Linked DNA regions of Mus musculus: region 2 is linked to region 1. A link is a contact called in ENCODE Hi-C or POLR2A ChIA-PET data. All regions are on one chromosome and are shown on one strand. Each heading gives the region's core, a stretch centred on a gene start or an enhancer-like site at or near the end of the contact. The rest is flanking DNA. Distances are from core to core; before and after follow the strand shown.

Region 1 (5,319 bases), core at 1,812-4,311:
GTGGTTCTGCTGCAAGCACCTTCCCAACACTCTGCCCTTTTGTGGAGTGTTCACAGAGGGAAAGCGAATGAATGAAGCCCCTACCTTGAAGGTGATCTCGGCCAAGCAGCGCGTGCACTTGATGTAGAATCGGAAGATTGGCAGGCCCAGGTAAGCCTCGTTCTGGACTGTTTCCTTTCGTGCATTGAACTTCTTCCCCTTGTAGATGTATTCTCCACACGTCTTACACCTGCAGCCGGGGCAGGCGCGTGAGTGTCTGTCCTCTGCTCTAGCACCCAGTGGCAGCATATGTACCTTATAGGTAGGAGGGACTGGGTGTATGGAGCTTCTGAGAACTGCCAAGGGGACAGCAGAATCCTGACCCTGGCTGCTCCCCCCACTTCCTGTCCTGGTTTACTGCTGTACCTACAAACACCTCTGGCTTAGTCCTACCTCAGGGCCTTTTCTCTGCTGTCCTGGCAGCCTGAGATTCTAACACTTCCCTGACTGTCCGGCTGGCAGACCACCTGCCCTGCCTGCCTCATGTGTCCTTGTGTTACTACAGAGGATGGGTATGACTCCCACTCCCCACCAGCCTCTGAGGGTCAGGAGGCTCCCCTCGCCCCATCAATGATACGTGCCTGACAACTGCCTGCAGAGGAGTGCGGTGGTGTGGATGAGAATGGTCCCTAAGAGTCATAGATTTGAATGCTTAGTCACCGAGGAGTCTTGGGGGGTCGGGAGGAGGAAGATGATTAGGAGGTGTGGCCTTGCTGGAGAAGTGTCACTAGGGGTGAGTTATGAGGTTTCAGAAACCCACAGCACATCTGGTGTTTCTCTCTTTCTGCCTGCAGATCAGGATGTAGTCTCCAACTACTTCTCAAGCACCATGACTGCCATGTTCCCCACCATGGTGACAATGGACTAACCCTCTGAAACTGTAAGCAAACTCCAATTAGATGCTTTCTCTTCTAAGAGCTCCCATGTTCACAGTGTCTAAGACAGGAGCAAACAAAGAAATGAAGACAAGATATAATCAATTAGTCACACGGACAGCTTCTCCATCCTCAGTGACTGTACAGGTGTGACTTACAGGATTGTGATTCTCACACACAGTCAAGTGTGAATAACTGTCTGGTTCAAAGCTGGTTGAACCCAGGAAAGTGGGGGTGAAGGTCTAAGAGGAGGCTGGCAGCCTGCCTGGGATGAGATGGGAGACAGGCTCTGTCAGAGAAGCTGGCTACAAGAGATCTGCAGGCAGATGCCATAGGTGGTGCAAAGGCCCTGGGCAGGAGGAGGGCTGCCACTAGAGGGTCCAAAATCCTGCAGGGCCAAGTGTCACTCTGATTTTCTACTGAGATAGGGGTTGGGGACTCTGTGAGGGTGGGAACTATTATCTTTGTTTGTTGTTTCTCCAGAGAATCAGCCTCCAGCCTCATGTCCCCAGGGATTCACCTCATGTTGAAGGGGGCCATCAGACGCACCACATACTGCCGGTCCTTGGGTAGCTTGAGTTTCGGGATCTTCGATGGGTCAAAGTCAGGTGGGTAGTATTTCTGTGGAGAAGAGGGCGTTGCTGTTTTCTGGTGCTCAGGTCCCATACGGGCAGGAATGGGGTCTGAGAGCCATGTTAGCAGACGCAGGATACTCTGGTTTAAGGGATCTATCTGCTCAGGATTCAGCTTGCTGGAGCCTTTCCAGACATGAGCTGTTTGAAGCACAGTCATGAGAAGAGAAGTTGGGACAGGGAGGAGTGCACAAGCTTCCAACACAAATTATATAGTGTGGTGGGTCACTTTCCTACGCTGTGACATGCCTTCTAGGGAAGGTTCTAGAGGCCCAGGGTTTGCAGTAAGGGTGGACCCCTGCTGCCTATCACATGATAAGATTCTAGACACTCATGAGGAAATGGAGGCCCGACATAAATCAGACCTTGTCAATGGTGGCCTAACCTGCACTAGGGTACCACACAGGCTGCAGGGCACCATCCCAGGGCAAAATCTGGCCAGTGAATCTCCTTGGGGAGAACAGGCTCTGGCCTCTCTGTGTGCTTGGGAGGCTGGGGTGAGGCGCACAGGGACAACCACTCTGGGTTACTGGCATGCCAATGTCCAAACCCAGCACCCGGGAATTTGAGACAGGGGGCTGAAGAGAGACAACTCCCCTCTCCCCCAAAAAGAAGCTATGTGGACCACCAACAAGGAGGCTCTGCTTTTGACACCTACTGGCAACCAGGCTCACGAGAGAGGAAGCTTTGCTAATTCAGGCGGTAGACGGGAATGATGGTGTACAACTGTCATACCAGCACTCAGGAGGCTGATGCAGAACTGTGAGTTTACAGTCAGCCTGGGCAGTGCACACAAACGTGCTGCACAGACAGACATGAAGGAAAAACATAAAGTGAAAATAAAACTAATCCTTTAAAAAGTGAATATAGCCCATCTTAGGTGTACAAACTTTTGGTCTGTGAGTTCGAGGCCATTCTGGGCCTTCTGTGTACAGTGAAACCTTAACCCAAAGCAAACATTTAAAAAACAGATCCAGGAAATGGAGAGCAAAATTTTCCAAGAGTGGAGACTGAGTCACCCCAGAAACCCCAACATGATGTAGACATCTCTGCAAAAGGTTTCGGATATTAATTCAACAAAAGCCGGGAAGAACTGAGGTGACCAACAACATCCCCTGATCTGATCTGGGGAAAACCCACAAAGAAGCAGTCCTGCCCCCAATTGGGTAAAGTGACAGAAGCTCCGCTTCCCTGGTGATGATTGGTTACTCACGAAGCTGGGGGGGGGGGGGCGGGGAGAGGGGGAAGCTAACGACCGCCCCCAAAAATGTGATTGGCAAGAGTTTGGAAAGCTCCCGCCCGACTGGAAGACGCGCGTGCGTGTGCGTGCGTGTGCGCGAGAGGGGCTTGCAAAAGGAAATGACCGGAAGGAAGCACGCCTCGCCCGGAGCCCTCGCACACTTCACCCTCTGTAGGAACATTTAGACTCTGAGCACTTACGTTTAAAACTTTCCGTTCCGACATTTTCGCTTCCTGTCCAGCGAACAAGCGAAGAAGCGGTCCTCAGTCTACGGGGAGTTTCTCCGATTCAGCGCCTCAGTGTCGCCACTTCCTAAGCCGGCTCACTGGTTGGTGCCTACCCGCTTCATCGTTCTCATTGGCTGCAATCTTTGTCGATCCGAGTCGGGAGTGCGCTTCCGTTCCCTTCCGGGTGCCGGTAGTTGAAACCCGAAATAAAGGTTCCGGGACATGTGGATCCTGTGTGCGCTTATCTAGCACACTGAAAGGATGGAGAAAGCTGCCTGGGATAATAACATTTTCTCTCCTAACTCTGATCAACAATGCTGTTTGTTTTTTTGAGTCAGAGTCTCACTGTGTGTCCCTGGCTGTCCTGTAACTCACTATGTAGCTCAGGGTGGTCACAAACTAAAGGAGATCCTCCTGCTTGTGAGTTCTGGGACCAAATAATTAAAGGCCACCATGTCCCGTTCTGGTGTTCCTTCTTCTTAAGTTTCTTTATTTCTGCTGCTGGGGATGGAATCCAGGGTCTTTGCATATGCCAGGCAGGCACTCTACCACAGAAAACACCACCCAGCGCTCTAATGCTGGGAGGTAGCCTCTCACTAAGATGCCCAGGCTGGCCTGGAGCAGACTCTGCAGTCCAGCTTGGCCTTAAATTTGAAACAATCTTACTGCAAGCCTGGAATCAGTGACCTGCCTGGTTTTCATTGTGTTTTGTTGGTGGTGGTGGTGGTGTGTGCGTGCGCGCGTGCGTTTCTTCTTTCTTCTCCTTTTTTTTTTTTTTTTTTTTCGAGACAGGGTTTCTCTGTGTGGTCCTGGCTGTTCTGGAACTCACTTTATAGACCAGGCTGGTCTCGAACTCAGAAACCTGCCTGCCTCTGCCTCCCAAGTGCTGGGATTAAAGGCCTGTGCCACCACCACCCGGTGCGTTTCTTCTTTTATGAGAGAGGAACTCACCACGTAATCCAGGCTGACCTTGAAAACTCAGTAGTCCTCCCCTCCCTCTGACTCCCAAGTGCTGGGTTTACAAATAAGAGACACTGTGCCCAACTCTTTTTACTTTTTTCTTTAAAAAATAGTATCTTTGCTGTTGTTTTGTTTTTGTTTTTGAGACAGGGTTTCTCTGTGTAGTGCTGGCTGTCCTGGAACTCAGTCTGTAGACCAGGTTGGCCTCAAACTCAACAAAGATGCGCCTGTGGCTGCCTCTAGTGTTGGGGATTAAAGACATGCACCACCACTGCCAGGCTTAGTATTCGTTTTTTACATTTGTTTATTTATTATTTGTGCCTACAAAATATGACAAGCCCCAGCATTGAGCCCAGCCCCCATTGCTCCTCCTCCTCCTATTCTTTTGGTCTTTTTGAAACAGGATTTCTAGGCTGGTCTTTAGCTTGCCACCATCCTCCATCCCTACCCCCACCCTCGATATCCTCATTTCAACAAGGCTGGGCTTTGTCCTATTTTCCTCTTAGCTGAGGAAACAGGTGCTAGGGGTGTGTCTCCAACATTCTCCTACAGGTAGCTCCTGTGCCATGTCCTTTTGCAGGGCCTTGCACCTTGCTCCATCCTCTCCCTTTCTCCCACTTTCATGCCCCCCTTCATGCACTGTACCATGTGGAATTCCTTTTTGAAGCTAGCACCATTCTGTGTCCCCCCAGGCTCCTGACCCTCGAGCCACATTAACTTCTTTTTGTCATGAAGGCCTTGTTTGGGGGCCCGTGGAGATGACTCAGTCGGTGAAGCCTTGGAGGTATGAGGCCTTGAGGTGTGCTGTGTGCACACAAACACAGACAAGCCCCAACGTCACTCACTCCATGGACATGATGGACAGACAGGGATAAAGAGGCGCTCCTGTGCTGGAGCACAGGCTGTTCTAGCTGAAGACCCAGCAGTCACCCTGTGGACCGGTACTCCTGCTTCACGGGCTCTGGCGCCCTCGTCTGGCCTCAGTGGGCACTGCACATAACCCTTTACTTATATTTGAAAATAAAATATTTAAAAATTTAAAATGGGCAAAGAGGAATTCTTAATTTTAATAGTAATTCCTATTGGGTGGTGGTGCACGTCTTTAATCCTAGCACTTAGGAGGCAGAGGCAAGCGATCTCGGTGAGTTTGAAGATAGATTGGTCTACAGAGTCAGTTCTAGGTCAGCCAGGGCTACACAGAGAAACCCGGTCTCAAAACAAAGAAACAAAGAAACAAAACAAAACACCACGATGATGATGATTCTTATTTAATCCGTCTTTCTAATTAAATCACAAAGTTCACAAAGCCCCGCACCGGCAGAAGAAGAAAGATCATCCCACAGGGT
Region 2 (5,319 bases), core at 1,955-4,454, 77 kb before region 1:
TACCTCTGTCTCCCAAGTGCTGGGATTAAAGGCGTGTGCCACCATTGCCCGGATATAAACTCTTTCTAAAAATGTTACAGCTGGGCATTTCATTTTTGAAATGATGAACCACTTTTTAATAAATTAACAATTTGCTTTATTTTAAAATTAGGAATGTTTTTCTATTGTAAAATTATAAATCTTTTCAACCATATATTCCTTCTTTTCGTGTAAATTACTTTGAAGAATATTAAATGAAAAAAATTGAGTCTGGTGCTTCATGCTTTTAATCCTAGTACTTGGGATTTACAAGCAGGTGGATCTCTGAGTTCGAGGACAACCTGATCTACATAGCAAGATCCAAGACAGCCAGTGATACGATGTATAAAAAAATGTTTTTCAGCCGGCCTTTAATCCCAGCACTCTGGAGGCAGAGGCAGGTGGATTTCTGAGTTTGAGGCCAGCCTGGTCTGCAGAGTGAGTTCCAGGACAGCCTGGGCTATACAGAGAAACCCTGTCTCAAAAACAACAACAACAACAAAAGAATAATTGCCTCTGTCTTTTGTTTTTGTTTTTAATTTTAAGACAGAATCTCACTATGTAGCCTTGCTGATCTGGAACCCAATCACTAGTTTCTAAATCTTTTCTTGTTGTTGTTGCTGCTGTTGTTAGGTGGAGGAAGAAACCTTTCTTTATCTGCAAACAGCTCGAATGCCTGCAACAGTTTTCTTGAAGCTGTGGCTAGTAAGTGGGTTATTTAGCTAATGAATTAGTTGTATGAATTGCTTTTGGGCCATGGGCTCAGTGAAGGTAAGGAGTGCTCTAGTGTCACGGACCTCATCAAATCTCTGACTTGCTGAAGAATATAATTTGATTGAATTGTGTGGGTCTCGTGGAGCCAATCCTGCTGTCAAGGACCTGTCAGCCCTGTATTTGGGAGGTGAAGGCAGAAAGATTAGGAGTTAAAGGCCACGGTGAGCTAAGTACCAAGTTTGAAGCCAGCCTCCACCATCTCAAAACATATAAAATAAAGAGCACCCTTGAGGGAGTCTTGTGAGTTGCTGGTGGGCGGTGGGCGTGCCAGGAAACCCTGGCTGGCATCCAGTTCTGTTTCGGAAAGGAGACATGGTGTCCCAGGCCTGTTATTGCAGCACTAAGAGAGGAGAGGCCGGTTTATGTTACCCTGTCTCAAAAAAACAAAAGAAACAGAAACTACTCATACTCCAAACTTTTTATAAAGACTCCTGGATTCAGGAGCAGTAAAGATGGCACATACATATTTTTTGATCTACTGCAGTACAACCCTTTGAGTCATTTGGAACCTTCCAGTAATCTCTGGGTTCATGAAACCACCCCAACTTTTCACCAATTTCAACCCTAGCCATTTTCCTGTGTCTGCTTTAGGATTTATTTACTCATTACCTCCATTCATTATTAATCTCCAGGTCATGCTTGCCTGGTCTGTAACTGGTTATGTAGTCCAGACTGGCCGCAAACTCGGAGACCCATCTGCTCTGCTTCTCAGGGGCTTGGGTTAAAGGTGTGTGCATTGCCACACCTGGCATATTCTATATAGTTTTTGAAATTTGTAACAGTTGATAGAAGGGTTAAGGTACATATGTCAACCTGGGGAGACTTCATTGAAGAGATATTGTCTTAGTTAGGGTTTTACTAATGTGAACAGACATCATGACCAAGGCAACTCTTATAAGAACAACGTTTAGGGGGCTGGAGAGATGGCTCAGCGGGTAAGAGCACTGATTGCTCTTCCAAAGGTCATGAGTTCAAATCCCAGCAACCACATGGTAGCTCACAACCATCCTTAATAAGATCTGATGCCCTCTTCTGGTGTGTCTGAAGACAGCTACAGTGTACTTAGATATAATAATAAAATAAATCTAAAAAAAAAAAAACAATGTTTAATTGGGACTGGCTTACAGGTTCAGAGATTCAGTTCATTATCATCCAGGCGGGAACATAGCAATATCCAGGCAGACATGGTGAAGGTGGAGCTGAGAGTTCTACATCTTCATCTGAGGGCTGCTAGCAGAATACTGGCTTCCAGGCAGCTAGGATGAGGGTCTTAAAGCTCACACCCACAGTGACACACCTACTCCAGCAGGGGCACAACTTCTAATAGTGCCACTCCCTGGTCTGAGCATATACAAGCCATCACAGATATCATTCAATTAGAGTCCTCTTTCTGTCTTAATGATGAGAGGAAGCTCACTGCAGGGCTAATGCGCAAAAAAGCAATGATGTCCTATAGCTGGTACATGACAGGAATGAACCAATGGAACTCGAAATAGGAGATAGCTACAGTCTGAGCGAACTATTTTGAAAATATGTTTCTAGTGGGGCTCATTGGTGCACACCTGTGATTTAGCACTTGGGACGTGGAGGAGCTTGGACAGGAGTTCAAGGTCATCCTTGGTTATACAGTAAGTTTGAGGCTTAGCCTGGGTTATGCAATATCTGCTCTGAAATAAAGTTATGAAGAAGGAAATAAAGGACTCTCTTTTCTAGTTGTATCCTCAGCGATTTATTAGAAGGGAGACACTGAAGGAAGGACCCCAGAGAGAAGGCTGGTGGCGTGTTAGCATTTGGGCCTCTGCCGGGATTAAAGGCGTACATGCATCACCACTGGCATACCTCATATTAATTTTTAAGTTATGGGTATATATGTGACCCGGTGTACTTGAGAGCAGTTGAAGGAGGCCAGGAAAGGGCTGTGACCCGGAGCTGGAGTTACAGACAGCTAGCTATGAGCAAGCAGCCTGATGTGGATGCGAGGAACTGAACTCCCGATGTCAGCCAGGGCAGCAAGCACTTTTACCTGGAGAACCAACCGTTCCTCTAGCCCCTAAGATATTCCATTTTACCTCGCTTTGTCTTTATTACACTCTCGCTGGCAAATTCCGCTCCGCTTTCTCCACGCACAAATAAAATATTAATTAATTAAAACTGACTTTTGGCTTTATATCTACTCCTGGACTCTAGAGGGAGCTGCATCATGCGTACACGCGCACGTACACAGATTTCTGGCCTCTCTAGGCGCCCCCTCATCTCGTTGGTGTGGGAGGGTTTCCGCCGTTCCTCCCCCGGCAATGCTCTTTCTGTCCTCCAGGGGGCGCGCACGCGCAGAGAGGCGGAGCGCGCGCAGATGCCGTTGTAGGGTGGGGTGAGGCGATATGGGGGCGTCACCGGAAGTGTGCGGTTGCCATGTAATATCCCGGCCGCGCGTGCGCGCTAGCCGGCCGAGGTGGCTTCGGGGCGGGGGCGCAGAGCTGGCAAGCTGATTTGGCGGTGGCGGCGCCGACCTGCGCGCGGAGGAAAGAAGTCGGTTCGGCGGCGCCGGCGGAAACCGGAGTTCGAGCGGGAGGCCTGACGGCGGCAGGCGGCATGTCGGTGGCGGGGCTGAAGAAGCAGTTCTACAAGGCGAGCCAGGTGAGGCGAGGCCAGGCGATCTGGTCTCGGGCCTGCCTTTGGGGACCGCAGACGAGCCGAGCTGGCTTCCCTTGGGCTAGCGGGGAAGGGGAGACCGGGTCCCCGTGCTTTGAAGAGGGACACCGGGTGTGCGCGTCTAGGCGGCTTTCAGAAAGCTCTGGAGGGCCGGCGAAAGGGCTTCATTGAGAGGGGCTTGCCGCCAGGCTTTACAACGTAAGTTCGATTCCTGGGATCGCAGCATGGAAGGCAAGCCCCCCCCCCCCCAAAGTCTCCAGGCTATGCTTCCGAGACTCTCACCACATAGCCTCAGGCCACAGAAAATGTTTGTCTAGGTTGATATCCAAAAAAACCAAGTCCACACAGGGCTTAAAAAATAATCAGTGTCCCATTCTTCTTTTCCCTCTCCGGTGTCTGTAAGACGGATTGAAAAAAAAAAAACCTAAAAAACCAAAAACAAACATTCTCGCTCACTGGGTGTTATACATCATTAATCCCTGCACACTTGAGGCAGTCAGGTAAGCAGATCTCTGAGTTTGAGGCCAGCCAGGGTTACGTAACATAAGGAGACCCTGTCTCAAAAATGAAAGAAAAATCTCTTGGTAGACACTGTGGCAAGTTGAAAAGAGACAGTGAAAAGTAATTTTCCAGGCTTCTGCAGTTTACAAAATGTGTCAGGTTTGTGTCCCTATTTCTAAAACATATGTATGCTTCTTTGAAAGATACGTTTTTGTTGGCTGTACCATACTATAGATTCCTATAGGTACTTGGTGGTTTGGGTTTAGTGTTTAATCGATCCGATCATGACTCTGAACTGAAATTCTCCTTTCTGGTTGTGTTGACATTCAGGAGTTCTGTAGGGTGGGCATCCTGGCCTCCGTTGTATAAACATTGAGAACCCTACCCCAGGCAGGCAGGCGCTCCTTTCAGACATCCTATAGTGTAATGTCCCTCTGGAACTTTTGGGGGGTTTTTTGAGGCCAAGTTTTGCTCGTAGTCCAGGCTGGCCCAGAATTTTCCATCTTCCTGCCTCTCAGGCGCTGGGATGACAGGATACCTTTGTGTGTTGAAGGTTTTATATTTGCCTTGAACTCCTGGGCTCAAGTGAGCCTGTTCCCTCAGCTCTGTCAGGTTTCTGCTTGAGAAAACCCTTGTTGTCTCATCTCTGTCTCAGTCAGGCCAGAGTGGCCTCATAGTCATTATCCTCCCGCCTCTGCCTCCCGGTGCTGAGTTACAGATGTTTGTCACCAAACCTCAGTGGCCAGAAGTTCGTGACTGAGTTTTCTCCTGTCTGTTTTGAGTTTCTTTTCTTCTGCCTTTTCCTCCAGGTTGCTAGATCGATTGTGCTCGCGAGTGCGCTCTCTCTTTCTCTCTCGTTTGATGGATGTTTGCTGGGGTTGGAGCCCAGGACCTCAACCACACTGGCAACAGCTCTACCCTGAGCCATGACCTCAGCTTGACATGCATTTTACATGGGACACTGCTGGAAAGCCTGGCAGGCCTGTAACCCCAGGCCCTCTGGCCGCTGAGGCAGGAGGATCAAAAGCCAAGTGAGTTCCAAGTGAAGCCTGTGGAGCCAGCTTGGCTGCTATGTCTGATACCCTAGAGGTCACCAGGGTTGATGCTAGTGTGGCTGGAGGAGGCTGTCTTCTGCCTGTGCATCCAATCCAGTGCTTGTCTCACTCAGCTCAGAGGCCAGACCCCACCAGTGTTGGAGCAGCTGGCTCCCCTTCTCGAACTCCTGAATAGCTTTCGGAATGCAGAGGATAGGATAGGACCCGGGCTCTGGGCTTCAAAGTAAGAACTTTCATATCTCAAAATGACAACAGATCTGGGTGTGTAGCTAGTTGGTAGAGTACTTGCCTACCACACAGGAAGCCCTGGTTTTGTTACAAG

The links. A loop is a pair of places that touch in the nucleus more often than their neighbours do. ChIA-PET counts read pairs that join two places held with the same protein, here RNA polymerase II (POLR2A).
Region 2: a loop to region 1 is called in a map of heart, with 2.5 times the contacts of the local background. The contact joins the promoter of Sh3gl1 here to the promoter of Yju2 in region 1. A Hi-C loop is called at or near these places in 2 of 37 maps with a recorded cell type or tissue (both heart). POLR2A ChIA-PET finds 5 or more read pairs at or near these places in 4 of 5 experiments (Patski and embryonic stem cell).

The regions. Positions count from the first base shown.
Region 1 is chr17:55,956,929-55,962,247 of GRCm38, reverse strand. Yju2 (YJU2 splicing factor) reads right to left here and starts at 3,061. Exons shown (of 8, transcript NM_028381.3): 1 at 2,987-3,061; 2 at 1,435-1,535; 3 at 85-229. The coding sequence starts at 3,010. Gm16712 (predicted gene, 16712) reads left to right here and starts at 2,847. Exons shown (of 3, transcript NR_108021.1): 1 at 2,847-3,114; 2 at 5,272-5,319. Ebi3 (Epstein-Barr virus induced gene 3) reads right to left here. Exons shown (of 5, transcript NM_015766.2): 5 at 5,226-5,319.
Region 2 is chr17:56,034,522-56,039,840 of GRCm38, reverse strand. It overlaps Sh3gl1 (SH3-domain GRB2-like 1), which reads left to right and starts at 3,204. Exons shown (of 10, transcript NM_013664.3): 1 at 3,204-3,426. The coding sequence starts at 3,382.